Linked DNA regions of Mus musculus: region 1 is linked to region 2. Evidence: chromatin loops called from intact Hi-C (ENCODE). Cell type or tissue: left cerebral cortex. All regions are shown on one strand. Links, peaks and the distances in the headings refer to the core of each region. The heading gives the core; the rest is flanking DNA. Region 1 overlaps Ebf2 (early B cell factor 2). Region 2 has its middle 33 kb from the start of Gm24981.

Evidence for each region. Peaks named below come from ENCODE experiments on the same cell type or tissue, not always from the same donor. Only the 100,000 strongest peaks of a DNase experiment are listed, where the experiment ranks them.
Region 1: it touches region 2 in a loop (10-fold over the local background); 10 of 42 quality-filtered maps call a loop at or near these places.

Annotation. Positions count from the first base shown.
Region 1 is chr14:67,359,144-67,375,758 of GRCm38, forward strand. It overlaps Ebf2 (early B cell factor 2), which reads left to right. Exons shown (of 16, transcript NM_001360202.1): 7 at 12,550-12,631. The region is part of intron 3 of 4930438E09Rik (RIKEN cDNA 4930438E09 gene); the gene reads right to left. Among named protein-coding and RNA genes, the nearest start is that of 4930438E09Rik, 30 kb to the right of the region's middle. In left cerebral cortex, for the core only: a CTCF peak has its summit at 8,893 (motif pointing right); a DNase peak (open chromatin) is centred at 8,921.
Region 2 is chr14:67,591,228-67,607,842 of GRCm38, forward strand. No RefSeq gene overlaps it. Among named protein-coding and RNA genes, the nearest start is that of Gm24981, 33 kb to the left of the region's middle. In left cerebral cortex, for the core only: a CTCF peak has its summit at 8,691; a DNase peak (open chromatin) is centred at 8,697.

The DNA.
Region 1 (16,615 bases), core at 4,111-12,110, 230 kb before region 2:
TGGGGAAAGTCGGGGTGGGGGAAGCGCAGCTTGGAAGGATAAAGAAATGAGGAGCCCTGCTCAGGAAAGGAAACCCTCCTGGTAAAAATTAAAATTAGAGAAGTTCCTGAGGAAGTTCTTTTAGGGGAGAAACACATTAGCTGAAGTGATGGCTTTAGCTAACCATTTTATGGCTGTGCATTTCGATGCCTCACAGTTTCAGTTTCTCCTTCCCTCTAACAATTGCCCAGGGATGACGCACACGGAGCTAACTCCATAGTCAAGACGGCTTCTTCTCAGAGGAATATACTCTCTCCTATGAGTATATAATTTAAGATTTACTGGGCATAGATGAAGGGAAAAAAATCTCTAAACAAAGCCTCTTGCCCATTCATAGGTAGGACTTGAACCCTGTAAGTCTTTTCAACTCTCAGGTCTGCTCCATAGAACCCAGGACTCTTCAGGCCAGTACTTCATGGAGGAAGCCCGGGGGCTTACATTTCACCCTTTGAGTTTAACCAGTAAGCATTTCTCTGTTTCAACAAAAGAAAAAAGAAAATCCAAAAAACCAGATACACTCCTAGTCTGAACTGTAAAGAAACTAGATTCCAGTTTTTCAAAATGACATATGAGACAGTTCACAGAAAGTCCTGCACACCCAGATGAGTTTTCATGAATCTCGTTTTTTAATTTTTTTAAGGGATACTTTTTGTCTTTTATTAGCATTGTTTGTTTGTTTGTTTGTTTTTTATTAGCATTGTTAAACCAGTGTTCCTTCCAGGCAGCCACAATTAGCGGCACACTCCCTGCCCTTCCCCGACACCTTTGTTTAAGTTTTAGGAACATTTTTTGGTGAATCATTTAATCTCTTTCAACAGGACTGACCAGAAGGCCTACTCAGCAGTAGGGACCCTGAGCTCACGAAAATTGTTACAGCCTTTCCCAAGTGTTCCCAAAAGATGTATTTTTGCACTCGAGTTAGTTGTTCAAGAGCCCTGTGAGGTAGCTGATGGAACCTCTTTCTCCAGATGAGGAGAGGAGGCCCCTGGTGTAAATGGTCTTCATGGATACGGGCGGGCAGGGTTGACCTAAGAGTGTGGGCCTGGCTTCCTGTCTGGGCCAAGAGGAGAACCCGAGATTCATTTCCTCGACTCAACTCTCAAACTAATTCATCTCTTACTTTTACATCTCTTTCATCCCCAGCTCTGAACAAGCCAGGGGTAGTGCTGGCTTCTACCAGTGGTTCTCAACCTTCCTCCTACTGTAACCCTTCAATAACAGCTCCTCAAGTTGTGGTGACCCTGCCCCCCTCCCTAAAATCATTTTCGTTGCCATTTCATAACTGTAAGTTTGCTACTGTTACGAATTGTAACACAAATATCTGTGTTTTCAGATGATCTTAAGCGACCCCCCTCTCTCTCCTCCCACCCCCCCCCCCATGAAAGGGAGGTTCTTTTGACTTCCTAAAGTAGTTGAGACCCACAGGTTGAAAACAGCATCCAGTCTAAACCTACCCAGGCCAGAGCCAGTTGATCAGAAGTTCAAGAGAGCCGGGTGTACCTCAGCAACTAATCTCAGGCTAGGCAATCCTTAGGTTACTGCGGATGCTGTTTCACTATGTGAAAAACTCAAATTCCATGTTCTCCACAGTGAATTTTTCCTTTTCTCTAAAGCTTTCTTAACCTTTCCTTGGCCACCAATGGATTCCCCAGGCTGTCTCTCTAGTCTTTTTTCAAATTGCCTGACTACTAGTCCAGCCTGCCTCAGCCTTCCATATCCTTGTTTTGCATCGGATGTTTAATATGTTCTCTTTCTAGGCCTTGAGCTCTCCTGAGCATGACTTCTGTGGAGTCAGGGACCAAGATGAAGTTTCCTGCTTTGTCATAAAACTCTACAGTTTTACGTGTTCAAGTGCACAGATGCCTAATTTGGGTTTTCTTTTCTAGACTGGTAGTTTTGGATTTTCTTTTCTAGACTCGACTTTCCTGCATGGAAGGGGGGGGGGCCCTTCATTGTAATCATCACCAAATGGATACAGTACTAATGGAACTTAATTGTTTCCACTAGACGGATCTCGGGTGTTTTTGGCAGCCAAAATGAAAATGATTCCAAATACCATCAAAGAGGCTTCTAAGCCCCCAGCATGCACAGAGTGTTTTGATATACAGTACAGTGTTAATAGCATTATCTCATCTAATACAACATACGGTTACTTTAATCCTCTCCCGCCTCTCTGATCTTGGAAGATCCGACGGATAGACAGCAAAGAATGAAACACTATATACAAGGAGACAAAGGGAGTCTTAGCCCCCATCCTCTGGGTGTGATTTTTTTTTTTTGATTGTTCGAGTGCTGGCTTCAAATACGTACCATTATCAATACCGACTTCTGCATCCTCCATGCTAGTTTGAGTTTGTATGCGACATCAAACATACCTTTTCACACATGTTCCTTCCAGATTTTTTTTAACACTTACTTAGCAGTTTATAGAAGGAAGTGAATGATCTCCTCAAGCTGCTTACAAATTAAAAAAAAATCTGTGCTTATTAATTATGCAGGATTAGTCTAATTATAATTCAGCAAATTAATTAGCGACAGAAGGTGTTCTGAAACATTGGAGTACATTTGCATGTTAAATGGAGAGGCTAGTCTGTAATATATGTAAATTTATGCATGGCTTCATAGTTTAATTTAAAAATTTGCAGCTGCATATGGTATGGGAGCAGGTGAAAAGTCAGTTTTAGTTTAATGACGCTAACAAACATTGGATGGTGTCCTGTCTTAGCCAGAGGATGCACTCGTATCTGCTAATCTCTGAATCTGTCAGATGAGCCTCTTGTTACAGAGATGCTCAAGGTCACTATTGAGTGGACTCGTAGGTGCCATAGGTATACACTAAAGACCTGGGCGGGAGAGCGGCGCTAGGAGACCAGTACCCACTCAGCTCTCTTCCTCACTGTCTCCTGTAGTGCGAGCTTCCTCGCTGCCTTTGGTTTAAGGAGAGGTACATTCCAGTCTACTGAAACAGGGCTATTTTTTTTGTCTCCCTGGTATCAAATCTGGCAGGTGTAAAATAGCTGTCCAACCTTGATTCCCTTTCCAAATCTTCACATTTGCACTTCATTTCAATTTCCCGGAGTCGTGGGAAAGTTATTACTGAGTTATGAATTAATGGTAGGGTAGAGAGTTTTACACACTGGCCTCAACCATCTGGCAAAACAGTAAAAACCAGTGGACCAGGCAGCAGCAAAGGGCTCCCGGTGTAATCGGTGTTCACTGCTCAGCCTAGCAGAGATGAGTTTAGCTGGGAGGGCAGAGAACCAGAGGGGAAGGGGAGGGGAAGCCTGGATTGACGGGGACTGGGGCTGAGGACCCATTAAGCCGATGACTGGCTAATAACTTCATTTCTCTCCTTCATCCAAGGAGTCATAGTAGGGAAAAAAATAGATTTGTATCCTCACTCTGAAGTCTCAGTGTGTGTGTGTGTGTGTGTGTGTGTGTGTGTGTGTGTGTCGCAAGTGTGTAGGTGATTTGGTTTTACTGGGTTCTTTTTCCTTTCGGTGGTGAGAAGGGAAAGAAAGGGACAGGGTAAAGGAAGAAGTCCTGGTTTGAAAATTAAAGAAAGATTGGGGTATGGCTCAGTGGTAGAATGCTTGGCATAGCAGTCGCAAGGTCCAGGGTTTGATTCCCAGCACTAGAATTAAAAAAAAAAATGATAAAGGAAAAAGACAGATCTAAGTACGTTTCCAGGATCCCCAGAGACACAGTCAGAGACAACTAAAATGACAAACTCATTCTTAGGGTCTTTTCCAATTCAAATCCAAAGAACTCTGTCATCAGTTTCACTAATGGCGTCGGATTTTGATCTGAGTGTAAAACCAGAGACTTGTCCTGAGAGATGTTTTTTCCCATGGTGCTGAATAATGGAATGAGACTGGATATGGAGTACAACACAAATGTTCCGTGTAGAAGCCTGGTCTTGAGCAGCCAAAGTGTGTTGTTACCTGGTCAGGATTAAGAGGGCAGTGAGAAGAGGTGAGGCCCCCTGCTTTTACCGCTTAGTGGCTTTGTGCACAGTCAGTTGTTTGCCACTGAGGCTGTGGGAGACCCTTTGGAAGGCATCGGGAAATGGCTTTGAAATAAAGTCTATCGATAAGGGAGTCAGATTTACACAGTGCTGGGAAGTCCTGCCTCCTGGTGCCTAAATGAATACAACAGATCCTACCCAGGAGGCACCACGTTGAGGAGCAGAGATCTATGGCCAAACTGAAATGCCAGGAGCTTGTCACTGAAGTACACAAGGAATGGAAAATGATCCTGAGGGCGTGTTGCCAGCTAGGAGCTATGCGTGGACTCTGAGTCATGACCAGGTTTGTTGCAGTGTGGAAGACTTTCACCAGCCACCGCTTGTTGGTTGTCTCCTGCAATCCTGTTGGACTGGATTAATTCGTTGCTGTTTTTTTTTCCTTTTTAATATGTCCCCCAACAATTGAGGGAAGTTCAAGTAGAGAGTACATGTGAGGGTTGAGGGGCACCCTGTCCTGAGGGAAACCAAATCTAACTTTGTGGCAACCCCTGTAGAGTCCTGATGTTTTAAAATAGAGTGGGGAGAGGGCTCAGCAGGGAAAAATGCTTGCAAAGATGAGGATTTAAAATGGAGCTTTAGAACCCATGAAAGAACCAGGTGTGCTAGCACGTGCATGTGATCTGAATGTGCGTTTATGCAGGCATGTAATCCTAGTGTGATGCTGGTGTTGGGAGGTGGTGTCAGGAGGATACCTAGTGCTTACAAACGAGCCACCACACCTATGTGGAGACCACGATGACAAGGAGAGACCCTGTCTCAAAAAGCAAGATAGGAATTGATTGAAGATAAACATCATCATTGACCTCTGGCCCCTGTATGCACCCTTATATGTTCCTCTGGCCCCTACATGCACACATATATGTTCCCCCACAAGTATCATGGGAGTGGAAGGCACAACACAGAGGAGAGGAATAGAAATGTGCCTAGCAAAGGATGCCACCTCACTGCATGCCGGACACTTACCCAGACATTTTACACAGATAGCAAATGCTGGCCTTTGACAGTCCCTAATTTTGTGATGAATATTAAGCAATAATAATCACACTGCCATTCACAGTGGCCTTGAAGTCACATGACAGAGGCTTGGTAAGGGCTCCCCTTTAGCTGCCACACATGACCTGGGAGTTATCAACTGTCAAAGGAAGTAGTTGTTTGGTCTGTTTAAAAATCTCAACCCTCAAAGAGCATCCTTTCTCTTAATTACTTAAAACTCAAGTTTAGTGTTTTCTAAGATCGTCGTCAGCATCCCATGTACCACTCACTGATTTCTGCCTTCTTCCTCCATGAAGTTTGGCGAACAAATGGTCTGAATCGTCCTCATTCGATTGAGGAGCTTTCCAGGTTTTCTCCAGGGCCCTGCAGCTCTTGGGGGCCATGCTTACATCCTATTTGAATTCTTGAGATGTCTTCTAAGTGTTTGATGGAGCTCCCATTTTCTTCTACACACTCCAGTGTCACCACTGGGGCTCCAGAGCTTTCCAGACCCTGATAGAAACAATAAGCACTTTTTGTTTATGTGCTCGTTTGGTTTTGCAAAGAGAGAAGTGACTTCACACTTGCTTCCAGAAGAAATTGACATGATGGTCCCCATGGAGACCTATGGGGCGCATGTCCCAAAAGCGAAGAGCTGCTTGGCAATGTGTTAGGAGCTTGAACAAACTCCCCATGGAGTAACAATTTGCTAAGAGTCAGAGAGACTGGAGCTTGGCTCTCTACCCACTCTTCCACAGACGAATGTTTTCACCTTGGATAATTAATCTGGTAAGTTTAGAGAAGTTTTGAGTTTTTCCATAGAACCAGGACATTAAGGTGCCTGTTCCAAGTCACAAGGATGTAATGAAACCACACACGGCAAGTGATGTGACAGGCCATTATTATTACTGTCAGCATAGACTTTGAGTCAAGAGGGCCTAGGGAGATTAACGGTAGTTGGAAGCAAGAAAAATTGTTGCTTAAAAATATTTCTGTTGCCCCAGTGTGAGGGCACACACCTTTAATCAGCACGTCGGAAACTCAGGCAGATGGATCTCTGTGAATTCAAGACCAGCCTGATATACATAATACATTCCAGGCTATCCAGAACTACATAGTGAAACCTTGTCTCAAATTTTAAAAATTTTCAAATCCCAGTTGCCTTTTACTGAAATAATCCAGGTAAATTCGTGTTAGCGATAATATGTTTTCTTCTTTAAGAAAGTCTGAGAATGCCGGGCAGTGGTGGTGCACGCCTTTAATCGCAGTACTTAGGAGGCAGAGTCAGGCAGATTTCTGAGTTCGAGGTCAGCCTGGTCTACAGAGTGAGTTCCAGGACAGCCAGGGCTACACAGAGAAACCTTGTCTCGAAAAACAAACAAACAAACAAACCCCAAAAAAGCAAAAGAACAAAAAACAAAACAAATAAAAGGTCTGAGACGAACAGAGATAGTTCTCTCTGCTCATATATCATGGTTATAGTTTAAATGTCTTTTCTTTTTAAATTAAATGGAGACGATAGAATATCAGCTTACAAAAAAATGTCTGCAACCATCCCTCCTTATCATTGTCCCTAACCATTTCGCCATCCACCGATAAGGAAATTATCAGATGGCCATTCAAGCCAGTCAGTCAGAACTTTCTATCCACCCTGCCCATGAGTCTTGTTGGGCCTTCTTGCTAGCTGCTTCGGCCTTGCTTAGGAAAACCTCAAATACCAACCTCTCCCATGCTATACCCGCAGCTTGTTTCTGGAGGTAACAAGAGACCATTGGGAGCTTGGCTATTCAGTCTCTCTTGCCAGCTGTCAAGAGTTCTCACTGGGTCCTTAAAGCTCCAGGGCCCTGGGTGGACTCCTTAGGGATCAGACTTCTCAAGGTTACTTTCTCTTCAGGCCAAGGCTGGGCCTTATGTGTCTTAAATTTGGAGTCTTTTGGAGGCATTTACTTATTGATTGATTGATTAATTGAATGGTTGATGATTGATTAAAGACATAGCCTTTATTTTTTTAAAAAAATGTATTTATTTCATGTATGTGAGTACATTGTTGCTGTCTTCAGACACACCAGAAGGGGGCATTAGATCCCCATTACAGATGGTTGTGAGCCACCATGTGGTCGCTGGGAATTGAACTCAGGACCTCAGGAAGAGCAGTCAGTGCTCTTAATCGCTGAGCCATCTCTCCAGCCCAAGATATAGCCTTCTTTTAAATGCTGGAAGGCTCAGAAAAGACACTAAAGATCAAGATTAGGGAGAGCACTCTGGTGTTTTTCGCTAGTCACAAGGGTAAGCCAACCCCACGAAGGCTTTCTCAGCACTAACAACGGGGTCCATGTGTCCATCCAGCACAGCTTCTCACCTTGAAACTAGAGACTCGATTGCTAGATCTCCTGAAAGAGGAGACTATATGGAAAAGTTCTCGGAGAAGAGAGGACCCGTCCATCCCTTTTCCTTGGCACTCTGCCATCTGGTGTGGCCATCCATACATTTAGTAGCTGAAATGCATTAAAGGAAAGGGGCTATTGTCTTTCTTGGATCACACATGAACAATGAAAAACAACTGAATTTTAATTTAGTGGACTTTTAAAAGGTTTTGATAGCTAATCCAGATAAAAAAGGTATCTTCCTCACAAATCCATGGGCACATCCCTTTATATATCCACATGATCTATGAGAATACAGTAGCCAGACATTTGGCTCAGCTTAGAGACTCTGCCTGCTTTTGTGGCTATGCAGTAGGTATAGCATCATTGCGCTTGGCCTTTTGAGCACGTGTGGCATTATCTTGTCTATAGCATATGAGACATGGTTATGTCATGACAGAATCTGAGAACATACAAAGTTAGACTTTCCTGTTTGAAGGGAGTCAGGAATGAAGCTTCAAAGGGAGTTATTTTACATGAGGCATAGTTCTGTGTGATGACAGCTGTTACTCATGTGCATCTCCTTGGTGTGCACAGCTGTACATGGTTTTTCCTGAGTCTTCTGTGATGGGTGACTGACAAGGCTTGGTATTAGAAAATTTAAAGAAAGAATTAGATCTTAGATTTTAAAATTGGAGGTACACTGAACAGTCTCTTCCATAAACCCCGAGAGGCAGGACAGTGCCTGGGATCCTCAAATATGAGCTCAGAGTCCTGGAGTCTGAAAAGGATGCCCAATAGTTGTCTTCCCTGTGATTTTGTGGTGCATCTGCCTCAACCATTAGGCATTAGCTTTGACCTCTGTTGTACAATAGTTTGAAATTCAATTTCTATTCAAGATGGGTCAAGGCAAGTTTAAGCCATCTGAGAATGTCATCGTGTTCTTAAACAATGCAGAATATCCCAATATCCCAGAGATTGGGAAGGAGAAGGCATATTTCCTTGAATACCATGTAATAAGCTTTGATCTTATTTGGACTCATGTCTAGATGTTTCTAGAATCATTTGAGACCCTGGAGTAAAAGCACATTCTGAGTAGTTTGGTTGTGTGCTTCACAAGGTCAAGACCTTTGCTGCTGTGTGTGACCTTTGGTGGCATCCAGAACACACTTAATCAACGAGACAAGAAACAGAACCAGCAGAGGTTTTCAAAGTCAAGGGTGTTTTCCTTGGTGACCATCTTTGGCCTAATGTTTTCTTCTTGGGTATAGTGTACCTTCATGGGAGGGTACCAGATTCCTCCTTCCTCATTACCCTGTTCATTTATTTATTCTCCTCCCCCCCTTAAGTAGATGGCCTTCTAGAGAGAGAAAATTTGCTTTATTGAGATGTAATTTACCTATTATGATGCTGACCCTTTGAAATTTTTTTTTTAAAGTATTTGCTGGTGATGATGGAGCCATCACCACTGTGTAAGGAACAGAGAGCACCAGATGGCGCTGGTTGCCAGAGAGAACCAGGTTCCAATTTTATGTCCACACTGATCCCTGATAGTTTCCTCAAATACCTGGGGCCTTCCTTTCTGTGACTCATGAGATGATTCTTCTCGGAGAGAATTGTTTTGAGACTTAAAATGATGCCCTGTATACCAAGTACAATATAGTATCTCTTTCTCTATGGCCTCACTTTTTTTGGGTATCAATTACCCATGATCAGTTGTGGCCCCAAAAATATGAAATGGAAAATTCCAGACACGGACAACTCATGGATTTTAAATTTCTCTACATCACAGTGGACTTTAATGACTGTTTTATTTCTTTTCTTTTGTTATCAGTATTTTCTTACCTCAAAGCGGCTCTTTCTGGAAGGCTCTCACTTCTGCCCTTTATTTAATTTTCCCTATCATAGAACATGGATATTGCAATGAACACCAGATTAATCCAGTTAAACATTTCCTTAAACAGTCAGAGAAACTAAGGCCCAGGAAAGGCGGGAGGGGTCTAGTCACAAGGTCAAGGCTAGCTCAATTCTAGCACGTATTTGTTAGAGTGGAGCAAAGCCTTCTGGGACAGGGCACTGCCCCAGTGATCTAGGAATCCGGCTGGAATGCCAGGCTCTGGAGTCCACTCATTGACCCCACATCTCCTAACCTCTTTCTGCAAAAGCAAGGCTACCCTTGCTGTTGTTTGGGTTCACTAGTTAGGAATGTAGTCAGAAGGCTGGCAAACTGCAGCATGCTAAGTGCTTATAATATTCATGAAGTCACTGTTGTTTAGAAAAAGTGGAAACCACTCCCATTCTGAGGAGAATCAGCACATTTGGTCTGAATCTTGGAATTTGTGGGGGGGGGTTCTGTTTCTGAATAGAGAGGGCTGACATTCTCCAGGCACCTCTGGTTTTGGAGGGATCAAGACTCAGGGGATTCTGAGAGAATCTGTTCCTTGCAAGTTACTCTGTGGCTAATGAATGATATGGATCATGAAGAGTTTTGCACCAAGCGATTGGGAAAAGGGTGTGTGTGTGCATGTGTGTGTATCTGTATGTGTGCACATGTGGTCTATGTGTGTGTGTGTGTGAGAGAGAGAGAGAGAGAGAGAGAGAGTGAGAGAGAGAATGTGGTATGTGTGTGTGTGCATCTCTGTGTGTATACATGTGGTATGTGCGCGCGCACGCATGTGTATGTGTGTTTATGTATGACAGAAGTCATCAGTAAAATATTGAGAGAAGATTTGACCATGTTTGTAAGCCTTAGAATTTCTTTTAATTAATTTTTAAATTCACATATAAAAACATCCACAGCAGCACTTCCAGTGTTATCCATTTAGCAGTTATATATTTAATAATGTAACATTTCCCCATCCCCCCACTCCTCTCTTCCACTGCTTCTTTCTCCCCCTTTGTGAGCCAAATGCTACATCCTTGGTATGCAGGGGTCTGCTATATAGGTTACAAACAGCCCTCAGACAAGCAAGAGAATCAAAATTGGGTGTTTTCCGTCCGAAGAACTGTTTAGGGTTCTAATTTAAAATGAATAAAGCCTTTCACCAGGCAGAGTGTTTCCCTAAATCAACTGGATTTTATGTAAACATTTATCTCTTTCACACTTTTCCACCTACCACACCGTCCCCGTAGTAATGGCTCGGTGAACATTAATGCTTTCACCAGATCTTATTTTGGAACAGGAGTGGGGGAGGAGAGGGAAGTGCGCACGGGGCACGCAGAACACATTTTCTGGAGCCCAGTTGTTGAAAAGGCAAAACTTCAAAAACCAAGGAGCAAATGAGAAGATGCACTCAACCTGGCTTTGACATGGGGAAAAATGTAAATGACCTCTGGCAGGTGTGTGTGTTGGGGAGCAGATATGGTGTGGGGTAGCTGTGGGCGTCTTGTTTGGAAAGAGGCTCCAGCGAGCAAGGCAAGACCATAGTAGATCCTCGGAAGCAGCTCTGAGGGTTTGTGAGTGCTCATGGCTGGTGACTATAAGGGATGCATTTCTCCACCCAGAACAAAAATGCTTGCTTTCAGTCTCGACTTAAACAAAAGCCTGCCTCCCTCCTAAGCCCACCCAAGTGAGCCCAAGCAGACATCCCCTGCACTCCTGAAAGCTGGGGCAGGTTATAAGCGGTCCATCCTGTGCACAGCAATGAACTGATTTCTTTGCGTGGTCCTTCTGGAGAATTTTGATCAACACCCCCTCACCGCCATGACACAGAAAGTCATGTCTGACCTCCCACATACCCCATACAAGATAGCCCTAGAGACAAGCCCAAACCAGATGTTAAATAATGGAAAAAATTTAACCGTCATTTCCAAATTTGAATCCAACCTTATTCATAGATAGGGTTGGGAGTGTGTTGCCCAGTGTTTTTAGCAGAGATTAAGAGATCAACTCTCCCCCTCGGTCTGTTACCTTACTGGCATCTTCTCATTGGCTTTGTGTGTGTGTGTGAAACATACAGTTAATTGGAGTGCTTTCAAATTCTTTTGTGTGGTTGTTTTTTTTTTTTTTAAGCAAAAAACAAAACAACAAAACAGGCAGAAGGTCATGTCAAGAGCCTCTCACCAACCCGTGCTTTTAAAACAGAATTTTCTTAAGACTGGTTCATTTCTACTTATTTTTATTGGTAAATCCTGGGGAAAATGTATATCTTTTCCTTTAAAGTTCTAATTCAAGGCGTAGATGCGAGAGTTCTGAAGGGACCTTGGGACTGCGGTAAAATTTCGTTGTCATAGTAACAGAAAGGGAAATAGGCCTAGCTCACCTGGGACTTCAGCACTGCAAAAGCTGGATTTTTTTTTTAAAGGACTCTGCAAGTGAAATAAATGAAAAACTTATTTATTTTGAAACAAAAAAATTTTAAAATAGGAATGAAGCAAATTCCTGCAAAGGTTCCTTTTGCCATATTTCTTGATTGGTGCAACTGTGTGGCTCGAGCGAGATGCCCAGTTTTGCAATGACACAGATCATTTAATGGAATATGGGCTTCAAAAAAGAAAAATCATGTCTTACAAACAATAACCACAGATTGTGATTTGAGTTAGTCTGGATCGTCTCTGGAGGGACTGAGGGGCCGTTTCCTATTTGCTATTAATCATGAATGCCTGGGGTATCCTGGCCCGGTGGACTTGAGCTTTAGATAATTATATAGTATTTTATTATTTCTGCACATGTCGTGGGAAACTCTGAGACCACCTTTAGGTGTGAGCATAAAGGTATTGTGTGGCCAACCAAAGGTACAGACACGAGGAATGTCATAGGTTCTGAGCCTTGTCCTGTCATTTTTAACCCAGAGTGATACTTTCTGTCCAGCAGGGGCCACTGCTGTATTCAGAGGCCTCTTTTGCAGACTGAAGGTGGGTGGGTGTGCGGACCAGAGCCCAGATTGGGAACCGCTTAACAACCCCCCACCGTGATGGAGCAAGGGGGCTCTGAGCTTGCCATCGAAAACATTCAAATTTGCAAATTACAGAGGGTCAGCAATGTTCCTCTCCCAGGCATGGCTGGTTGAAATTCCCCAGACCTGAAACACAATCACCTATTTTTTTTTTCCTCCTCAAATCAAATCTAATAGAACACAGATAGAGTCTCTCGTTTAAAAATGTTTACTGGAAAAAAAAAAAAACTAACACATTGCTTTCTCTTCACAGATTCTTTTTAAAATTTTTCCTGAAGTGCAATCAGAATTGTTTGAAAACAGCGGGAAACCCAAGGGACATGAGGCGGTTCCAGGTAAGGGGCCCTGAGGATCACACCTATTAAATAAGTCACCCTGTTCTCTCTCTCTCTCTCTCTCTCTCTCTCTCCCTCCCTCCCTCCCTCCCTCCCTCCCTCCCTCCCCCAATCCATCCCTCCTTGATAGCGTTAAGGATACAAAAGATAACATGGTAACCTCCCTCTACCAGGATGGAGGCTTTTTTTTTCATTTTGTAGTGTTTAGGGTTTTTTGCCTCTCCTGGCAGAGCCTCATGGGAGAGGCACCAGCCCGGGCCAGAGATTTGATTTCCAGCCCTCAGGCTGCCCCTCGCGCTCACAGCTGCCCGCAGCAGGGGCCATGTTCTTGCTACTCAGCCACCTTGGGATTTTTCAAAGCTGCTTCTCTATGTGTTTTCTGCAAGCCACAGCCCTGTCCTTCTTTTTCCACCGGTTAACTATTCGGTGATCTCTCAGCCTGTTGGAAAGTAGCAACCCAAGCAGCCATGGTCACTTTAAGAATGCAGCATGACAACAAGACCCTGGGGATGGTGACCCAGCTGCCTGACAGTGAAATCTGCCTCCGATTTCATCACCTCTGCCACTGATCGGGTTGAGGAGACAGCTAATAAACAGAGCTGGAGCAGAGTGTTTGGTTAGAGTTGGGAGCAAGTGCAGCTGCTTGGCTCCCTTTCTGACGATCAGAAGGACTGTATTTAACTCAACTCATGGCTCTTCTGCCATCCTTGCCTGCCATACATGTGGAGCTCTCTAGAGTTCCCTATAGAGAATCCGAATGTATTAAAGCATGGCGCCGGAGCACGTGACTCAATGGGGTGGAAAAAAAAAAACAAAAACCCAGAGCTGGCTAGACTAGTGCCTCAAGAGAGAGAAGGTTCTAGATGATGCGGAAACTTGACCCTGCTCCAAGAAAGAAGGTATTATAACCAGGAGGACTGGTCACAGACCCTCCCGAGATTGTGGGTGCGCAAGCGCCAAAGCTTCTGGGTTTGTGTTTTGTGATAGCCTTGAAATGGGCAATTGTGTGATATCTGTTTACTTCATGCTGGACCCCAGCAGTTATGACCATTCCCGCCTGTACTTGGGAGAGTGTCTATGGTGAAGCCAAATGTCAAAAGGGTGTTGGAGTACAGAAATGCTGAAGAACTAACAGGAGCCCTTGGTGTGGCTCAGGGAGAGAGTGTTTGCTTGGCGAGGGGAGTTCTGGGTTCAACCCCTCAGTACTGAGAAGAGAAGAAAGTAAATAAAAGAGAAGGGAACAGAGGGAGGGATAAGAGAAGTCAAACAAAAAGAAAAAGTCCTGAGGAGTGCTGGGTACTCAGTAGGCCAGGGCAAATGCATCTAAAAGCGTCCATCCTGCAGTCACCGCGCTGCAAACCGCAGCATGGGTATCCAGTTATTGTGCCATGACCAACACATTTTATTTATTTATTATGCTTACCCTATCTATCTATCTATCTATCTATCTATCTATCTATCTATCTATCTATCTCTGGTTTTTTGAGACTGTTTCTCTATGTTGCTTTGGCTGTCCTTGAACTTGCTCTGTAGACCAGGCTGGCTTCAAACTCAGAGATCTGCCTACCTCTGCCTCACCGAGGACTGGTATTAAATCTGCACTACCACTGCCTGGCCCAACACACACACACACACACACACACACACACACACACACACACACACAGTTGTCATGATAATATTTAATGCTGTCTGCTTCTCTCCACTTCTCACTCTGACTTCTCTGCTGAGTCATAGGAAGACAAGCAGAAATGCAGTCCGACTTCTTGGGGATCTGCAGAAAGGCCCCAGCTCTGGAAATTTACCATACCCAGGGTTCCAAATGTTACTACAAAGTTAAATAAATTTTTTTTTCTAAAGAAAAGTGCATAGTAACAGAGTCTCATATTGCCACCAGGAGTAAATATTTGCTACACTGCTGGAAGAAACACAGGCTAGAGAAACAGAAGCAGGCAGCTTCGATCCTCAGGCTATCTTATGCTGCTGCACCGGGCAGCGTTTTTCATTTGAAGAGCCTCTAAGAACTGGGATGTGCATGTACTGGACCCTTCTGATTTTTCACTGCCACCCCCAATTTAGAAATGTCCTGAGCTGGGCATGGTGGCACCCACCTTTAATCCCAGCACTAGAGAGGCAGAGGCAGGCGGATTTCTGAGTTCGAGGCCAGCCTGGTCTACAAAGTGAGTTCCAGGACAGCCAGGGCTACAGGGCTATACAGAGAAACTCTGTCTCGAAAAACAAAAAGAAAAAAGAAAAAGAAAAAAAGCAAAAGAAAAGAAATGTCCTCCTGAGGCAAACACACGCCAGTGTTGCTTGTTTCTGCAGGTCTTTGCTATGTGAGCGTTACTCTGCTAATGTGCTTTTCTGGCTTAGAGTTAACAGTGCTGACTTCAGAGCCACCAGAGCTCCTCAGCCTTTCAGGGTGTGGTTTAGCTTCCTCATTCATGGATGAACAGAAAAGCTCTCAAGTTTCAGGACCCTGTTATCTCCAGGGCGGACATAACCACACTTGTCCATTTTATTTCACATTCTAAATTTACATTATAAGGTGATGTTCACGTACAACACACATCTCCATCGTGAGTACATTAGTGAGTGAGTGCCGGTGACTTTAACACATTGGCAGCGTTGTGTGACTATCACTTCTGATTCCAGAACATTCTTTACACCTTGCGAATTACTCTGGGCTCCCCACTTTCCGTTTCTTTTCAGTTACCTGAAATCACTGATCTGCTCTTTGGCCTTTATGAGCTTATTCCATATAAATCTACAGAAGTCATAAAAATCAAATCTCTCAATATCTCAGGGGTCTGTCACGTAGCATAGTGTTTTCAAGGTTGGTAAGGTTCTTTTTTATAGCTGAATACTATTCCACTGTCTGTGTAGATCTCATTTTGCTTACCCATTATGTTGTTAACTAATATTTGTGTTTTATGCCTTTAAAGTTTCTGTGATATTGAGTTGTTTTTGGAACATATGTTTCAGTTCTCTTGGGGACAGAGCTAGGAGTAGCATTTCTGGATCACAGGGTAGGTCTATCTTTAACTTTTTGAGAAACTGCCAAATTCTTTTTCACAGTGGCTGCACCAGTTTGGATTCCTAGCAGTCATGTGTGAAGACACAAGTTTTTTCTAATTCCTCCTGGCTTTATTACATTTTTAAAAATGATTTATTTTATTCATAATTGTGTGTGTGGAAGTAAGTGCAATGCTTGAAGAGGCCAGATGATGTTGTTGGATCACTCGGAGCTAGAATTAACAGGTAGTTGTGAACCACCCAACATAGGTGCTGGGAACTGAACTTGGTTCTCTGCAAGAGCTGCATGCACTCAGAACTGCTAAGCCATCTCTCCAGACCCTTGTTTTATTTTTAAAATGAATCACCCTACAGCACTAGGGTAGACTCTCATGGGTGTTTCAGTCTGTCAGTCACTCACGACTGAAGCAGGTTCTGCCAATCACCGTCTGTTATACTTATCTCTCATTTGCTCATCTCCTCTGGAAGATGCCCATTCAAGTCCTTTGCTCATTTTGAAACCAGGCCTTCTTTTTTTTTGTTGCTGAATTGCAAGAATTCGTATGTCCCTAAGATACATAGCGGGGGATCCTCCTTAGATGTGTGACCTAGCAATTTTAGAATCTTCTCAGATTCCAGGAAGAAATGGTCAACAGCAGCTCTTTTATGCAGGGAAGATTTTCCTGAAGAAGGGACTGCCTGTGTGCTGTTATGATCAACTGAGAAACCAGGATTGGATTTCAAATGTGACACAAAGCCAGGCATAGTAGGTGAACACAGAGGGGGAAGAGCTATCTACAGAGAAGGACTGGACCACATGTGTCACCCTGATTGACAGGGGTGGCAGTCCTCTGCCTCACAGTAAAATAACTTCCCCTAATGATCAAACACACATTTGGTTGAAGAATGCTTTTGTGCAGATCTGAACAGAACACAAGTATTTCTCAAAAAACCATGAACCTAATCAAA
Region 2 (16,615 bases), core at 5,441-13,440:
TTTTTTTTACTGTTATTAGAAATATTTATTAGGTGGTTCATCCATCTGCCTCTCTTCCGGGTCAGGCTCTGTGGTTTAATTTCTGTCTTTTCATTATGTCATGATCTCCTGTTCCTTTGTGTGCCTGACCATGATGTCAGTGGTGATAATGAGTTTAGACTTTAGACATTTGGAAAAAAACGATCGCCTGCCCTCTTGGACTGTATCAACTGGCTTCCTGCAGCAGGGGGTTGGGGTGGGGTGGGGATGGGATCGCACTAATCAATCAACCAAGGGACAGATTCTGGTGCCTCTCAAAACGTTTCTGAGCAGCATCTGTTCTGGGCATGACTTGTGCTTTAGGTCCTCTCAGATTCCCTTACATGCTTCTTGAAAGCCTTTAATCTCTTGCTACTGAGGGCATCTGCCTGTGCAAATGCAATCCCCGTGTGCCGCTGGGACCACACGGCTTGCAGTGACTACAAGTCCTGTTAGCTTCGGAGTCAGACAACGTAGACACATTTTCCAGAATGGACGGAACACTGAACATGGTTCGCTTTTTGTTTCTGCTCAAAGAGAGGTTACCTGGTAAAGGATGTCTCTTCTCGGTGACATGGCATGGGAAGTACAGATAAGTTTGCAAAAAGCTGCCAACTTTCTGGTCCTCATATCTGGAATCCCTTCCTGATTTGGTGGGCTTATGTGAAGATGCTGAGAACCTTGACTGATCTCCAGAATTCTAAACGAGCGCTTTTCTCTCAGCTTGGTGTCTCTGTGGAAGAAAGCTTCACTTTCAGTGTTGTATTGTCTAATAGTGAGAATAAAATATTACATTTCCTATGAGATGTGAGTCTCCGTTTCATGGGTATCTCTTCATCTTTCACCCGTCAAACCCAGAGACCTCGGCTTGGATCTCTCTCACATTTTTTAGTCTACCCTTATCGTTCCCTTTGACAGACTGCATCTCTCTCCTCTAGATTAAAGGACATGAGACAGGGAAGTCAGGGAAGAGACTTGTGAGTCAGTATGTTTCAGCTGAAAAGCAAATGACTGAACTAACGAATGGGTGAATAAATGAATGAATGAGTGAATGAATGAATGAATGAATGAATGAATGAATGAAAAGGTGCTCAAATAACAGGACAAGAAATGTAATGAACCGAAGGCAAGCAGTCAAGAATAGGTAAGTCGGGGCCCTAAGGGAAAGCGATAGAGACCCAGAGAAATTTGACAGAGGCACTCACAAAGGAGCAGGGGGAAAAAATCACAATTCTATTTACATCTGACAAGGCCTGTGAGTGCCGTAATTCACACGTTTTTATTTTAATTGACATGGAAATATGAGCACTGCCGCTCTGGAGTGCTTTAAAAATCAAATCTACAGCAAGCAAGAGGCTTTCTAGAAGATTACTCACCTGGGAAATGCTAAAACATGTTGACATAAAACAATAAACTTATTGGACTTTCACAGAGTCCCATGAACAACTGCGGGCTGACCACCCGGTCCTCAGAACTGGAGTCCTGTTTTATTTCCCATTTCCTGGTGCTGAGACCTAAGACCCATCTATGAAATGCTGCAGGGAAAGCAGGAGGAAGAAGAAAACACCCAGGTTGTCCTCTATGTTGTTGTCGGGCATCAGTGATGGAACTATGTCCCAAGGTCAGGGCCACCTGACAATGAGCACAGTTACCCAGCTCTTTGACCATCTGCCATAACTATGTCACTTACTTGCTTACTTACTAAGTACGGAGCTTACTAAGCCCTGGGTGGCAGATTTACTAATAGCTGGGAAGGAGTAGATCTGGAGGTATGAGTGTGGGGGATGGTGTCTTGGTTTAACAATGGCCTGCCTTAGCATCAGTGGCCAGCATTATGACACTGCGCTCAAAAAGGCCCGAGTTATTAGCCTATTAGTATGGAAAAGGTGACGTAAACACAGGAAAGCAAAAGCAATCACTCCAAGTCTAACCAAACACCACGGACGAAGAGCACAGCTGGAAATAAGCACCTTAAGGCTCTGGAGCTAGTAACTCCTCTACTCAAGGGTCTGCCTTGCTGTTGTTCCAAATTTGGCTAACATTCGGCCTCTCTTATTAGAACGGAAATGTTATCTACAGTTGCTATCCCCTTCCCTACTTCAAAAACGTTGTTTTTAAAACATGATATGAATACATTAGAGACTCTTTTCAGTTCTTGCAGGGGGAAAAAGTTCAAATGCAGGAGTCTACATAATAAAGCCTACCCAGATATAACAAATGGGGCTGTCAGATTGATTCTCACTTGAGACACCAACTGTAGCTAATATTCCTGGATATGCAGATGTTTTCTGTCTCTTTCTCTCAGACCAAGAAAAAAAAAGGCATTTAACGGGAATAATGATAAATTGGTATTAATATGAAAAGACTCTGCCGCACGGCGACAAAGAACCCTACAGGTCAAGGTTGGAAACGCATGTGAGCGGCCGAATCCTCACCTCTGTGCAGAGCGGGAATTCATGAGCTAAATCCACTCTGTTGGAAGACCACACAACATTCTTCTTGCAAAGAGAAAAATAAGACCCTGGACTGGACTAAAACTTCTGTTGAGAGAGACCGGATCCCCTGCGGTGTCTGAAACACACTCCACTGTGCTGACGCACATAGAAATTAAGGGCTCTGTAAAGAATCAATGTGCTCACACAAGTCTGTCCAGGGGCTAAAAACTCTAAAGCAAACCCCGTCCGTTCTTTAGTCCCTGTGTGGAGCCCACAGCTGCGCTCAGCAGGTTACACTGTCCCTGGCCGCACCTCTGCTCTCCCTCCTGGGATTCCATTCCCTGACATCGACAGTCACCTCCACATTTGGTTCCACTTTGGCTTTCCCAACCTCTCACCTTCTTGTGCACTTGTGTGGATGCTCTCAATCTGTGGAGAAATGTAAGGAAAACCCGCACTTAGTTTCTTCTGTGTAAAGGAAGAGACAATAGGAGGTAACGGCTAATTGTCTGACGAGGCCTCTCCTGGATGAAGCGCTGATTCCCAGAGAACACTGGGGAAACCCTTACTTGAGTGGCTTGGTAGTCGTCAGCTGCTCTCTGCAGACCTGGAGTCTGTAAACGCGGAGACAGCCTTCGGAGAATTTACTTTGAACAAACAAGTTAGTTCCACGGCTGGGGGTGGGAGGTGAGGGTAGTTAATTTACCGGAAATTGCATGCTATGATATTCAGTCTGTGCATGTATACTCTGAGCCGACGTGGCCTCACTGACTCTGTGAGTCATAAGACTAGAAGTCAGAAACTCACAGAAAGGTGATCAGAGTCTTCACCCACTGGGCTCTGAGCAGCCACACACTTTTCTGCTGAGATGATTTAGGCAGTCAGCCTCCGGGTTATCCTGACTGTGTTACAGAACTCAACAGAAGACAACCTCTCATCTTTCTCCATGTTGATTTGCTTTTTAATTGGGGATGATAGAGCATAGGTGTTTGCTATTATCAAAGCTTACCGAATCTCCGCAATAGCAAGCTGGATTTCCTGTAACGTGGACGCCAGATGGAATGGTGGATTGCTAGAGAGGATCCGTTAGACAAGGAACACCGATTCTGGTGTAAGGGTGATGGGAACTAAAGAAAGCCGAGCTTGTAGCTGATCACATGGACATTTAGCCCACAGGAACTACACAGCTCTTCACAGTCTCTGACAAACCTCAACGGTTACTCGAACGTGCTTCCAGATGACAAGACTCCAGAATCAAGCTTATTACTAAGAGTTCTGCACTGTTGTCTTTCCCTCCACTCCAAGGTTCCCCTTACAGGCACATCTTCTTTGCTATACAGTCTTGTTCCATCCTGTCTAGGGTCTGTGATATCCTGACCGCTAATGTAGAAGTAGTTCTTTCCCGGACCTCCCTGCCTCTTTCTCCTCCGGTGAACTTTGAATTAATTCCTTTCACGTGGGGCAACTTCACATAAATGGCTCACAGCATCCTGTGAAAGGGCTGATGGGAAGCTCAAGCCCCTTTCACTTTCCTGAAGTTTGGACCATTAGCTTTTACCCAGTGCTTCTTGCTAAGACCCTGGTATGCTGAGATCCCTCTATCACAGAGTGAAGATAGTCAATCACCCTTCCTCTCAGTTGTAGCTACACCATAATTGAGCAAGGACTTATTTTTTGTTTGTGACTCTTGGGTCCAAATGCAAGTTTCTGACAGCAATCTAACCTTTATTTACACTGCTCAGTGATAACCATGTATGGAAGCCCTCAGCATCTGTGCCTAGCGAAACAACAAGAGCAAAATGCTCACAAATGTTCACACGATTTCCCTCTTTCTGGTCATTCTAACCTTCCCGTAATGTACATAGTACATTCTATTAAAAATATTAATTAATTAATGTTGACAGAACTGTAGAGGCCATGTAGGTGTTTGGTACAACACAAGGTTGAAGATGATGTCGGGGCAGCAACTACTGGGGACACTGATTAGAGTCTCACTCAGCCCCATAACAAGCTCTCCAGATCTTGACACACCAGCATAGTTTATCAATAAGACAACAACCCAAAGAAAAGTAAAACAAACAAAATAAAGCACAAAACATGAAAGCCTTGCCACTTTGCAGTTATATAGAGATCCATCTTCTCTACATCTAAATGTGCACCAAGTCAAACATGGCTCTGTGTGTGTGTGTGTGTGTGTGTGTGTGTGTGTGTGTGTGTGTGAAGAGCCATGGGACAGAAGCATTCTTCAAGGCTAGGTCAACACTCCTGCAACTCATTTGTCAAAAGACACATGTTCACTGACTTCAGGAAACACCAGTTCTGGGTGAAAAAAAGAAAAGACTATTCATTTCCCGATCTCACAAGGAAAGGTCACTTTAAAACCCATGAGCCAGAAGGAACAGGCGGGTAAACAAGAGACCCAATTGTCTTCCTCATCCATTAGCTTCTGCTGTGTATCCTGTGAGTAACTCTCAGATTCTACAAAGCCCTCAATACTTATTTCTGAACAATCCAAGAAGTGAAATGAACTCTTCGTTAATGGTCAGATTAGGAAACTGAAGGCTGGGATTGGAGAGATGGCTCAGTGGTCAAGGGTGCTTACTTCTCTTAGCCCCTAGTTTGACTCCCAGAACCCACATGGGAGACATAATTATCTGCAATTCCAACTCCAGGGATCAGATGCCCTCTCCGGGTTTCTGTGTGCAACTGCACATATGTGGCATACACTCTACTCTCACTAACACATCCACACACATATGAATAAAATATACAAAATAAATCTTCACAAACAAATAGATTGCTTACTTTTATTTTTACTTTTTTAAAATAAAGAAGATGGTATGAGGCCTCAAAAAGCTTTAAGCCCCCAATTTAGAGGCTGTTTAGACATCAAGGTTTAGTATGTTTATTTAATTGGCATTTGCTTGACACCTGTTGAACGAAGAGTACTTTAAAAGCATAATAAGGCAGTTAAGATACAATCCCCACCCCAAGAAAACAATTCCATCCAATAGAGTGGCAATCTGGTGGGACAGCTGAGAAGCTGCGGGAAGCACATGTCCAGGTGAGCTTGGAGAGTCCTGGGCTCCAAGCCTTTCCTGGCTCACAAGCATAAGGCCGATTCCCACTCAGTACCTCGCTTATGTCTGCTGTGAGCACAATTAAGACTGTTTGTCTTTCTTCACGGGATAACCACGAGGAGTAAAAGAGATGCTGGCTGAAGAAAACGTTTAGAAAACAGTTTCTCAGGGGCTCCGGAGGTAGCTTTGTTGTGAGGCGATTGTCTGGCTAGCATGAAAACCTGAGTTTGACACACACACACACACACACACACACACACACACACACACACACCTTCCCCTCCCCCAAAAAACCCTTATAAAAAGTCGAGGTATGGCACACACCCCTAGTTCCAGGCCATGGGCATCAAAGTCAGGCAGATCTCTGAGTCTGAGGCCAGATTAGTCTATGTAACAAGTTACAGGTTATCCATCTGTCTCAAAAAACAAACTGAATAGGGACAAGAGAAAGGCCACACTGTGGCGATCCCAGAGCGGAGGAGAGAATGGTGATCCCTGGGGTTGGTGGATGGCCAGACATCCTACACAAATCATCTCAGGCCTGTGAGAGACACTGTCTCAAAAAGAGAAGGTGGGAAACACATGAGGAACAATACTTGAAGTTGTCCCCTAGCCTCCACATGCTCAGATGTGCACCCATCCAAACATGCACAGAGGAGAGAGACAGAAAGAAAGAGAGACAGACAGACAGACACAGACACAGACACAGACACAGACACAGACACAGACACAGACACAGACACAGACACAGACACAGAGAGATGGAGGCAGAGACATACAGATTACCAAATGATACAAGCAAAAGATGCTACCTTTCTTGCTGATAAAGTCTTCACTTTTAAGACTCTTTACAAGGCACTGTCAATGGGGTTTTAATTTTTCTAATGGCTGCTGTCTTTGACTCTGGGTGCATCTGAATGTGAGGCAGCTGTGTGCCAGGAAGCAGGGATAAAGAACGTTTTTTACCTGAGACCATTTTCACTCCTGTCTAGTGTGAGTATGAGAACCAGCCCATCTTTGGCACTCAGCTTCTCTTTCATGAACAGGCCTTTCATTTCAAGAGTTAAGGAACTTCCAAGTCATCTGCTTAGGTCCCTGGAGAAACTTCAACAAGGTGTTTTGAGGAAGGAAATATTTGTGTCATTTTCTTCTAAATGTCTCTTTCTGAAAACTGAAAAGATTCGTCTCAAGGACATCACACTGAAGTAGTGACTGTTTACACAACTCAAAAATAAATTAACGGGGGTGAGTAGACTTATTAATTCGGTGGTTTATTGAAATTCCACAAACATCCCGAGTCACCCAAATCTATATGCTTGACTGTGTTCTCTGGACATTTGGTTTTGCTTTTTCTCAAATAAAATTAACGATTAATCTACATTAAGGCAATTCCATTTAAACTTTGCTTTCTTTTTTTTATTTTATTTTATTTTTTTTTTTTTTTGAGACAAGGTATCTCTATATAGCCCTGGCTGTCCTGGAACTCAGTATGTAGACCAAGCTGGAACTCACAGAGATCCACCTGCCTCTGCCTCCCAAGTGCTGAGGATTGCACGCACGTGTTGCTATGTTCAACTTCAACTTTTGTTTTCAACTGTTATCTTTGTTCCTTGAATGGGCCATTCTTTATTTGAACTCATCAAGTGATGTGGTACCCTGAAAAGAATAGATGGGTGTCCATGATTTTCATTTGCCTGGTAGTCCCTTTTTTTTTTTTTTTTTTTTTTTTTTTTTTTTTTTTTTTTTTGGTTTTTTCGAGACAGGGTTTCTCTGTGTAGCCTTAGCTGTCCTGGAACTCACTCTGTAAACCAGGCCGGCCTCGAACTCAGAAATCCGCCTGCCTCTGCCTCTCAAGTGCTGGGATTAAAGGCGTGCGCCACCACGCCCGGCTTTGGTAGTCCCTTCTTAACCATGATCTCAGCTACCATAGTCTGCCAGAGTCTGGAAATACTACTTGGAAGATTCCAGAAATAAATGATATGTATGTTTTAAATTGTGTTTTTAGAGCTTATGAAATCTCACATCATTCTGCTCCATCCTGCTTGACATATGAGTGATCACTTTGTTCAACATTTGCATGCTGTATACACTATTTGACTGTTAATCATCTCTCAGCTATCTGGGTTACCATATTGATTGTTCATGATGCAGTGTTTGTATTCAAGTAATCTTTTCCCCCCCCAAAACACAAGAGCAGTGGTACAAAGCGGGCGCCTGAGAATGAAATGCATAAGGATGATGAACCAGTGTGGGGCAATGGTGGGCATACAAAAAGAAGATAGCAAATACAGAGATTGATGCTATGTGCTATTTTAGGCATCTACTGAAAGGCTCAGAACAAATCCTCCAAGGGTATGGAAGATGACTGCACTCTTCAGCAAGGTATTTCAGACCCAGCCCTGGACTCTCTCTCATCTTTCCTCTTCATAGCCCCCACATTATAGGGCAGAAAAGTCCGCATAACTGAGATGGCTGCTGTATTCCCATTACAGCACATACTTTCCTGTGTCTGTGCGCCATCTTTATGTTCTCTGCCTGCAATACCCTTTCCCCACTACATTCAACTGTCAAAATCCTTTAGCAGCTAAGTGCCTTCCCCACTGGGTCCCTTTCCTTCATCACGGCCCCAACCACTCCCCCTTTGTAATCCTCCTTGACTAAGTTAATGTACTCCTTTGTAGGCACTCCTGAAGATGTAGCCCATGTCTTCCCTGCACTAAGCAGGTAGACTCCTGGAGGTCATTCTTGTCCTACTTTTCTTTGACTCAGAGGTGACTCACTCCTTATATAGCGAAATGTTTCTGTCAATGGAAAAGGAGAGCCATTACTTTGAGTGAGTTAGGTCGAAGACATCCTAAGTTCAAGACGTGTGTTAAAGAGAGTAGAGGAGTGGATGGAGAGACTGGTAAGAAGTCCTGTTGTTTCTGGGGTTCAAGGACAGTCTCTATGAGCCCATCAGGGACCCACCTGGTGCAGATCAGAGTGGAGAGGAGGACTTGTGTGTACAGACCCAACTGACTCGTCCCTTGAGGCTGCCAGACAAACCAGGGGGAAGAGTTAGAAGGGAATTTTGGGGCTCAATTTGGGGAAGGGAGTGAGCTGGATTTACCCTCCCCAAAGGAGCCACTCTGGTCTGCGCCCATATTCAACAGTGGCACCGTGTGGCAGCAAGGAGTAATGGCAGGGCAAGGACAATGGCAGCCAATAGACAACCTGTAGGCATCAGGGGGATCTCTACTGGAGGGACTTTGGAAGGTTCTGCAGAGAGGAAAGGGATTCTTAGGAGAGTGATGTTGACCTTCTGATGACGTCAGTGGGAGGTGGGGGGAGAAAGTGAGGGGCAGTTATTTTAACCTGAGTAACCAATTGTGGAAGAGTCTTTACGATACTGGCAGCCCCTGAAGGACAGACAGAGCCCATTCTCATTCTGGTGCTTGAGGCATAGACATTGAATTTGAAAAACAAAAACAAAAACATGTTTACTTTGCATTTATTTGAAGACAATAGACCCTGGAGGGAAAAGGAAAAGGAATCTCTTTCAGAGAATGCTGTCCCCAATGTCATTCACTTGACTTGGAACATGGATGGCTGTTTTGCCTCTCCTTGGACACCCACACACATCAAGATGCTAGCTAGTTGATTTTCCATGAAGTGCTGGGAGCTAAGCTAACCTTGCTGCATTCTTCGGTGTTCACTCATGATGTACTTGCCATCGTCTGAAGCCCTTTCCTGCTAGGTCACCCCTGACCTGCTAAAAGTTCCCAAGCACTTTTCCAGTTGAGACCACCTCCAGGCTGGTCCTCAGGCTGACCTTCACTCCCGCATATAACTCAGCAGTAGCGAGCGCGCCATCCTTCATCCAGCATAGAGATGCCACTGCGTGCAGATCACGTCCTTCCCAAGAGTTAACTTTCACTCAGGGTGCCATGGTTTTAGAACACAATCCCTTCTTTTCCCTGCATTTTGTACTCGTGAGCATCGACTGATGGCCTGCCTCAGTCTCGGGAAAAACCATTTCTAGAAGACGAGAGGAGTGGGGCTTGAATTATAGAACATATCGCCATCCCCTCTTGCATGATAAATAGCTGTTATGGTCATTTATCGTTCCCACGTTCCGAAGTCTAAAACTGCTTTACAGATGTTCTGTAGCTCAGCCTCCCAACATCTGTGCTAGGAAGCCTGGGTGCACAGTTACCAGCTCCATTTTGCAGATGAGAATAGTTACGGGAGGCCCAAGGGGCACTGACTTGACATTTTTAGGACGTTGTGATTATACTTTATTAGCCTTTACTCATAGCACTCGGGAGCAGCAGGTAAGCAGCATGTGTGAGTGTCCGGCACAAGTCATTCTATAAAGTCAAAAAGTGCTGGAAACAGAACCCAAGAGTTAAGGACTTCTTAGCTCAAGTTGCATTCATTATTTTCCTAAGTGAAGGGGCATGCACGTAATCACGGGTATGTAGATGTACCCAGGAACGCAGTAGCATCCACAGTTGCACAAGCTTAGACAATGCAGCCATGTGGGTTTTTTCTCTCTCTCTTTCTCTCTTTTCTTTCTATTTCCAAGGAGCAAAGCAACCCGCTCTGCCTCTCTGGGTTCTTGGATTGCTGACCTCAATCCAGGGCGCTGCCTGAAAGACGTGGTCCCTTCAGGGCCTCTAAGGTCCCTAAGGACTATGAAGCAGGACTGTACTCTTGCCTCATATTAGCTGGGGTCTATCCAACTAGGATTCAGGGGGAAAAGGTAATATAACTTTACACTATGGTTCCATATCAACACTTCAAAGTTAGTTAGACTTTCTCATTTTTTTCTCCTCCTCTCTCTAAATGAAGTCTATTACCTTGAGGTATCTCCTGAGATGCTGTTATCTGCTGTCTAGATGAGCACTGAGTACTTAAAGGGCCGGCTTGGGTTGCACTGTGCAGATGGTTGGAAAACCACATTAACCTGTGTCCCAAGGTGAAATAGCGAAGTTGCCCTGGAAGCATTGGGGAGGACGCCCCATTCCTAATTATTTCCCTCTGCCCTCCTCCTCGAGGTGTTCAGTGCTCACACTGCACACCACCTGCAGAACCAACTGGAGAAGCGTTTTCAAGGAGCCTGCCTTCCTATACTCCCCTACACCAAGAACCTGCCCAGTCCAGGTCATCTCTGGAAGGCAGGCCTTCTCATATCCGCAGGGGAAGGTGGAAGGTCCCACCGCAGACTGGAGAAAATTCCCAGGCACTTGGTCACTCTTACCCTGGTTCTAGATGTCATGTCAGATGTCAGCAAGGCAGTAAGAGCTCGGGCTCTGGGTCTGTGCGACTACTTTCTCAGGGTCATTGCGGGTCTGGGATTGAAGAAGCCTTTTGCTTTCTCCCAGATCTGTAGTCTGCTCCTTCCTCTTCCTGCTCCCTGGAAATGAAGTGAGTGGTTTTCATCACCACACAGTCCCTGACGGTGCCGTTAGCAACCATGGACCTGGACCTCTAAGGCCCAAGTCAACCCTTTCTCTATAAGCTCATTCTCTCTAGCATGTTAGAGCAGTGCCCCCTGCCCCGGGGCCAGATACCACTATGTGAGGCAGCGCTCTCATGGCTAACCCATAACCTGAACAAGAAAGAGTCTTAGCTAAATTCAGACACCTTCTACACAACATGAAAACTCTGTGTTCTTTCACTCAGGAGCTCAGCTGGTCATCATCATGGGGCTGTCCTTCGAAGCCCTACTCACGGCTGTTTTTATTAAGGTCTAAATGTAAATCCTCCAGATAGCTTCATTTCCATTGGTTTGGTTTTGTTTTGTTTTGTTTTGTTTTAACCATCTCTGGTGAGTTAATTGATCTTTTATCTAGTTCCTTTATTTTCACCCAAATATTTCTTCCTAACTCATCTTAAAATCTTCTCTCCCCCTCTCACCCCTTTTCTTTCAGAATTTCATTCATGAGTGCTGTGTTTACATATGCCAACCCTCCTTCGATCTCTCCTCCAAGTCCTGCCTAGTCCCCCACCCCCTTCAGAATGCTCTTTTCTGATCAACGTTTTCTAGCAGAGAAAGGCATTAGGGTTTTTTGAAGTAACAGGGGGGTGGGGGGAATATTTATTTCAAGCCTTGGTTTCTACCTCCTCCTCCATCTTCCAAATGCTGGGCTAAGTCTGGCTTAACCCAAAGAATTGACTGAGTGTTCCTCCAGGAGAATGCTGGCTCCTGCTAGCAAGGATGCAGAAACTTGCTACCTGGCTCTGTCAGGCATTAGCCAAGCCTCCCATCATTTGTGGTAATCAAAAGGAAATAGTTTTCTGCTCTCCAGTGGAACAGGATTTTTTAATGGAAGCCAACAATGGTTTCATCACTGCACCCTGAAGCACACATTTCAGAAAACTTCCCTCTTGTTCTTTGAGAGTTGCAAAACAAACACCAAAGGTCAAGTGCTTCATTTTCTGGCAATCTTAGCACCCGGGTCCTGTCGGCCGGTGCTTAGTCACTAGGCTTTGGGTGAGGGGGAGACTTTCTAACTTGGAGCCTGTGGGCAGCCAGCTTTGATTTCTTATGACATGCTGTTCAGAATATTTCTATGATACAAAAAAAAAAAAAAAAAAAAAACAGAAAGCGGTTTAATGAACATGTTTTATGCCTGATGAGAAAAACTTTGCTAGTCCGCAGCTCCCAACAGAAATCCCCTTATGTCATGTTCGTAATGAGAAGCCATTCCTGTCATATGGATCCAAATGGATGTCTACCATCCTTGACAGCCCCTCTCACCATACCTTTGTCCCCTTGGTATTGCCTCTGATGGTCCAATGGGGCACAAAAGTTCTAGGTCATTAGTCATGCAAAGGCTCTACTTTTCCTAAGATGCAAAGATGCATATAATGGTGGCTTGGAAATGTTTTTGCTAAAACTTCCTCATGACAGCATTTGGCATTTTGGTAACACCAAACAAGCAAAGATCTCTGTAGACCCTTGATGGGTTGTCTGGCTCACTACCATAAAACAAAGAGATATCTGGAATCTTTCCGTGCAAGAGATTGTACTGGAAAACGCAGGCTTCCTAAGGTTCTGGGATAGAGGTGGGCTTGATTCTGTCCACAAAGCTGGCCAACTAGGAGCTAAAAAGCACTCCCCACTCGTTGGCAGGTTAAGGCAACAGTCCTCCTTTCTACCTCAGCCTACAGGAACGAAGCTGGATAGAGAGCTGAAGGCAAACATAGCTGGCCATGAGAGCTGAGCCTTGGCTCCAGGAATCCCTAAGAAGAGATGTTGACACGTTGTCTCAGAGGTAAAAGCTACCCCCACAAGATGAGTTCCAATACTCCCTAAAGAACCCCAGCATTGGCCCAGTGGGTCCAGCTTTCAAACGGGACCCTATTTCTGGGTGTAGACAAAAGTGACATAAGAGAGGAGAGAAGGGTGGTAGGAAAAGGAGGGAAAGAAACAGAAAAGGGTGTGTGGAGCAACAACAACAACAAAAACTCAGTGTTTCCCAGAAGTCAGCATACCATACCTCCCACCTCCCACAATGCCTATCATCAAGGGCTGAAGTATACTATACAAAAGGAGACTGTTTTAAACTCCTTCTCTCATCTCAGATGCTGCAAAGCACTCTGAACCTGCAGCATCCTCCTGCCTCCTCTCCACCCAACCCTTTCTTTGCCTTTTAGCTCTTATTTGTCTTCACTGACCCTGCCTCTAACATTTAATTTTCCAAAAGCAAGAGAAAAACCCTGCAAAGACGAGGAAGGAAACCCTTCCAAACTCTGGTCTACACTGTGGAGCCTGAAGAATTTTTGAGGCATGAAGTAATTAACCGCTCACCACCTCTGAGTGTTAAGAGACGTATGCTACTGGCATCTCCCGTTTTATAGCCAGCATGGCGGAGGCGAGCCCAAGTTTAGAGACTCTTCCGTGGTACCAGAGTCAATAAACAAGAGAGTAACGTACACTCCCTCTGGCCCTTCCTGGTCACTTCCAATCGAGTCATTTACTGTCAAATGCTTGCTTGCTTTGTTTCTCTCTAATCCCCTCACCATTAACATGGGAGCCTGGTGTATGTTGGCTTCTTAACAGCTTATAGGACCACAGTCACTTAGGAGCCATAGAAAGCAGCATGGTGTCCTCACAAGGGATGATGAGAGAGAGGTCATCAAGCATGAGAGCCCAGTAGCATCCTGCCAGGCACCATCTCTCCTTGATCCCATCGCCCAGTTCACTGGATCTCTGCTCTGACAAGATGACTGCTCTTTGTTTGGGGTCTATTGTTTAGGATCAGTTTCTGGTCTGATGGAGGGAGGAATTAGATTCCAAGGTTGTGAGTATCCCTTATTTTTGTACTAGGCAAACTCCCTTGTGCTTCTTTTATTGCTGTCTCCTCTAACCCAAGTTCCTAGGCAAAGCTAAAGTCTAGTTCAGAACAAAAATAAGAAAGTAAGATTTGGTGTAGACCAGCCTCTCCTCTTCTGACTCTAACATTCCCTGCAGCTTTAGAACTTGAAGATGGGTCCTGGTACCTCTCCTATCTTATATGGGGATGACAGTGCCTAGTACAACAGATTGGTCCAGGGGATGAGCCTGGAAAGTTCTGAGCAGCCCTGACACATGCTGACATAGCATAGGGGTACACTGCTCCTTCCTGCTTCCCACAATTAGCTCAAGTTGTTGTTAGTAGGACGAACTTGGTTAATGTGGTCCAGAATCTCTTTTGTTCTTTCTCCAATAATTGGTAACTAATTGCCAATTAACAGTATTCTTCAAGATAATAATGTTATTATAAATATGGAAGGAAGGAGAGAAAGGGGGCAAGAAAGAGAGGGAAGGAAGAGAGGGAGTTGGGAAGGGACAAAGTATGGAAGGATTAAAGGAAGAGGGGAGTTCACAATAGCCAAGTTATAGAACCAGCCTAGGTGCCCATCAAGAAATGAATTTAGAAGAAAAATGTATGTATGGGACTATAGAGCTGGCTCAACAGTTAGGAACACTGGCTGCTCTTCCCAAGGACCTCGGTTTGACTCCCAACACCTACATGGCAGCTGACAACCATCTATAACCCTAGTCCCAAGGGATCCCAGGCCCTCTTCTGGCCTCTGAGGGTGCCAGGCACAGAGGTGGTGTACAGTTATATGTGTAGGCAAGACACCCATTCACACAAAATAATAAAAATGTATAGACGTTAAAACGCAATAAAAGAAAATGTCTATATGCACAGTGAAGTTTCATTCAGCCACAATGGAGTTGGGTAGAACTGGAGATCATTGGGTTAAACAGAACAATCCTGGAAAGTATTCAATGGTTTCTCTTGCACGCAGCATCTCTACATCAACTGATACAATAGGACATGGAGGGAGGATGGGTGCTGCTTGCAGAGAGGAAGAAGCCAGTGGGAAGGAAGAACAAGAGATGGTAACGGAGGGCTGAATATGATCAGAGTTCATGGTATACATATATAAAATACTACAATTATTCAATATAACCGATATGACATGATAATATGAATGGAGTGCAGGGGGGGCAGGAGGGGAGGAAGGGAGGGAGGGAGGGAGGGAGGGAGGGAGGGAGGGAGAGAGGAAGGTGGCTGCCAACTGTTCACACTATAGCAATGCAGCATGCTAAGAGTGAGTATGGATTTAAAAAGCAAGCCATTTTGAAATCTTGTTCCCTAATGTATGCTACCTCCATGACCTTAGGCAAGTTCCCAGCTTTTCTTCAGCTCCCAAATCTTTTAAATAAGTTTATAATAGGAACCTTGTCTCGTGAGGTTATTTTAAGGATTCAATGTAATAATGGTCATGAAGGTATCTGGCACACAGGGTCTGGCCCTTGACAAATGCAGAAAAAAAAAAATCACAATAAAAGAAAATAAAAAAAAAAAGCTGATTGAATTTAAATGTCAATCCTAAGATTATTCACCGGAGCCCTCCTAGGGAGCCTAACTCAGTTTCCTCATCTGAAGTAATCAGGAAGGCTGCGCCCGCCCAAGGTATAAATCGGGGAATGTCCTAGAGGGATGAGAAAGCTTCACTGTTCAGGTGCAATATTAAGTTGTTCTTATTAGAATAAGCTCCCGAACAGCATGGGGACAGAGCCAAATCCAATCCACCTTCAACAGGGCAAGAAGCAATCGCTGTTCCCCAGGAAGAGCGATACATAATTCAGCAATGTGGAGATGCCGGTCGGCCGGCCCTCTCTCATCTTTTCCTTCCAGCAATGGCTCCCGCTCACAGGTTTCAGAACCATACACAGCATATACTCCCCGAAAAGGGAGGCGGAAACACCCTAAACCAGGGAGGCAGGGGCATTAGAACAAGGTTTTGCCCTAACAAAAGTTTCTAGTGATCTCTTTCTGGACTTGAATCCCTTAGGGCTGGGTCTGCAATGCAACCTTGTGACTGGAAGGGCCTTTAAAGCCTTAGACCCCTCTTCATCTTGCAAACAGCTCTCATTCTTTGTGAGGCAGCTGTTTTTGTTTGGGAGCTTTTTGTTGTTGTTGTTGTTTTTCATTAAATTGTCACAACAGTCTTCTCAGTTGGTGCTAATCTTCCTAATTCACAGATAAGGACTGGGAATGTCCAAGTAGCTCGTCCCACACCATGTTGCTGATAGGTGGCATGCCTAAAATTGAACCTAGATACAATCTTCCTCACTCTATGGTGTTTTTTGCTGCTAGAGCCAGGGGCCATTTCACACAATATATTTCCCCGTACTTTCTATAATAGCACTGGAATTAAAAATGTGGAGTAGATGGTTAGTAAAGTGCTGTGTGTGTGTGTGTGTGTGTGTGTGTGTGTGTGAGAGAGAGAGAGAGAGAGAGAGAGAGAGAGAGAGAGAGAGAGAGAGATATGTGGAGGTCAGAGGTCAACCTCAGGGACATTCCTTAGGATACTGTCCATCTTGGTTTTTGACACAGGACCTAGATCTCACTGGTTTGGCTAAGCTGACCAGCCAATGGGGACCAGGGGCCCTTTGGTCTCTGCTCCCCAGTGCTGGAATTACAGGCTCCTACTGCCATTCCTGGCTTTGTATGTGAGTACAGAGGGGACAAACCCAGATACTAGTGCTCAGGAAACAAGGACTTTACCCACTGATCTGTCTCCCCAGGCCACTCC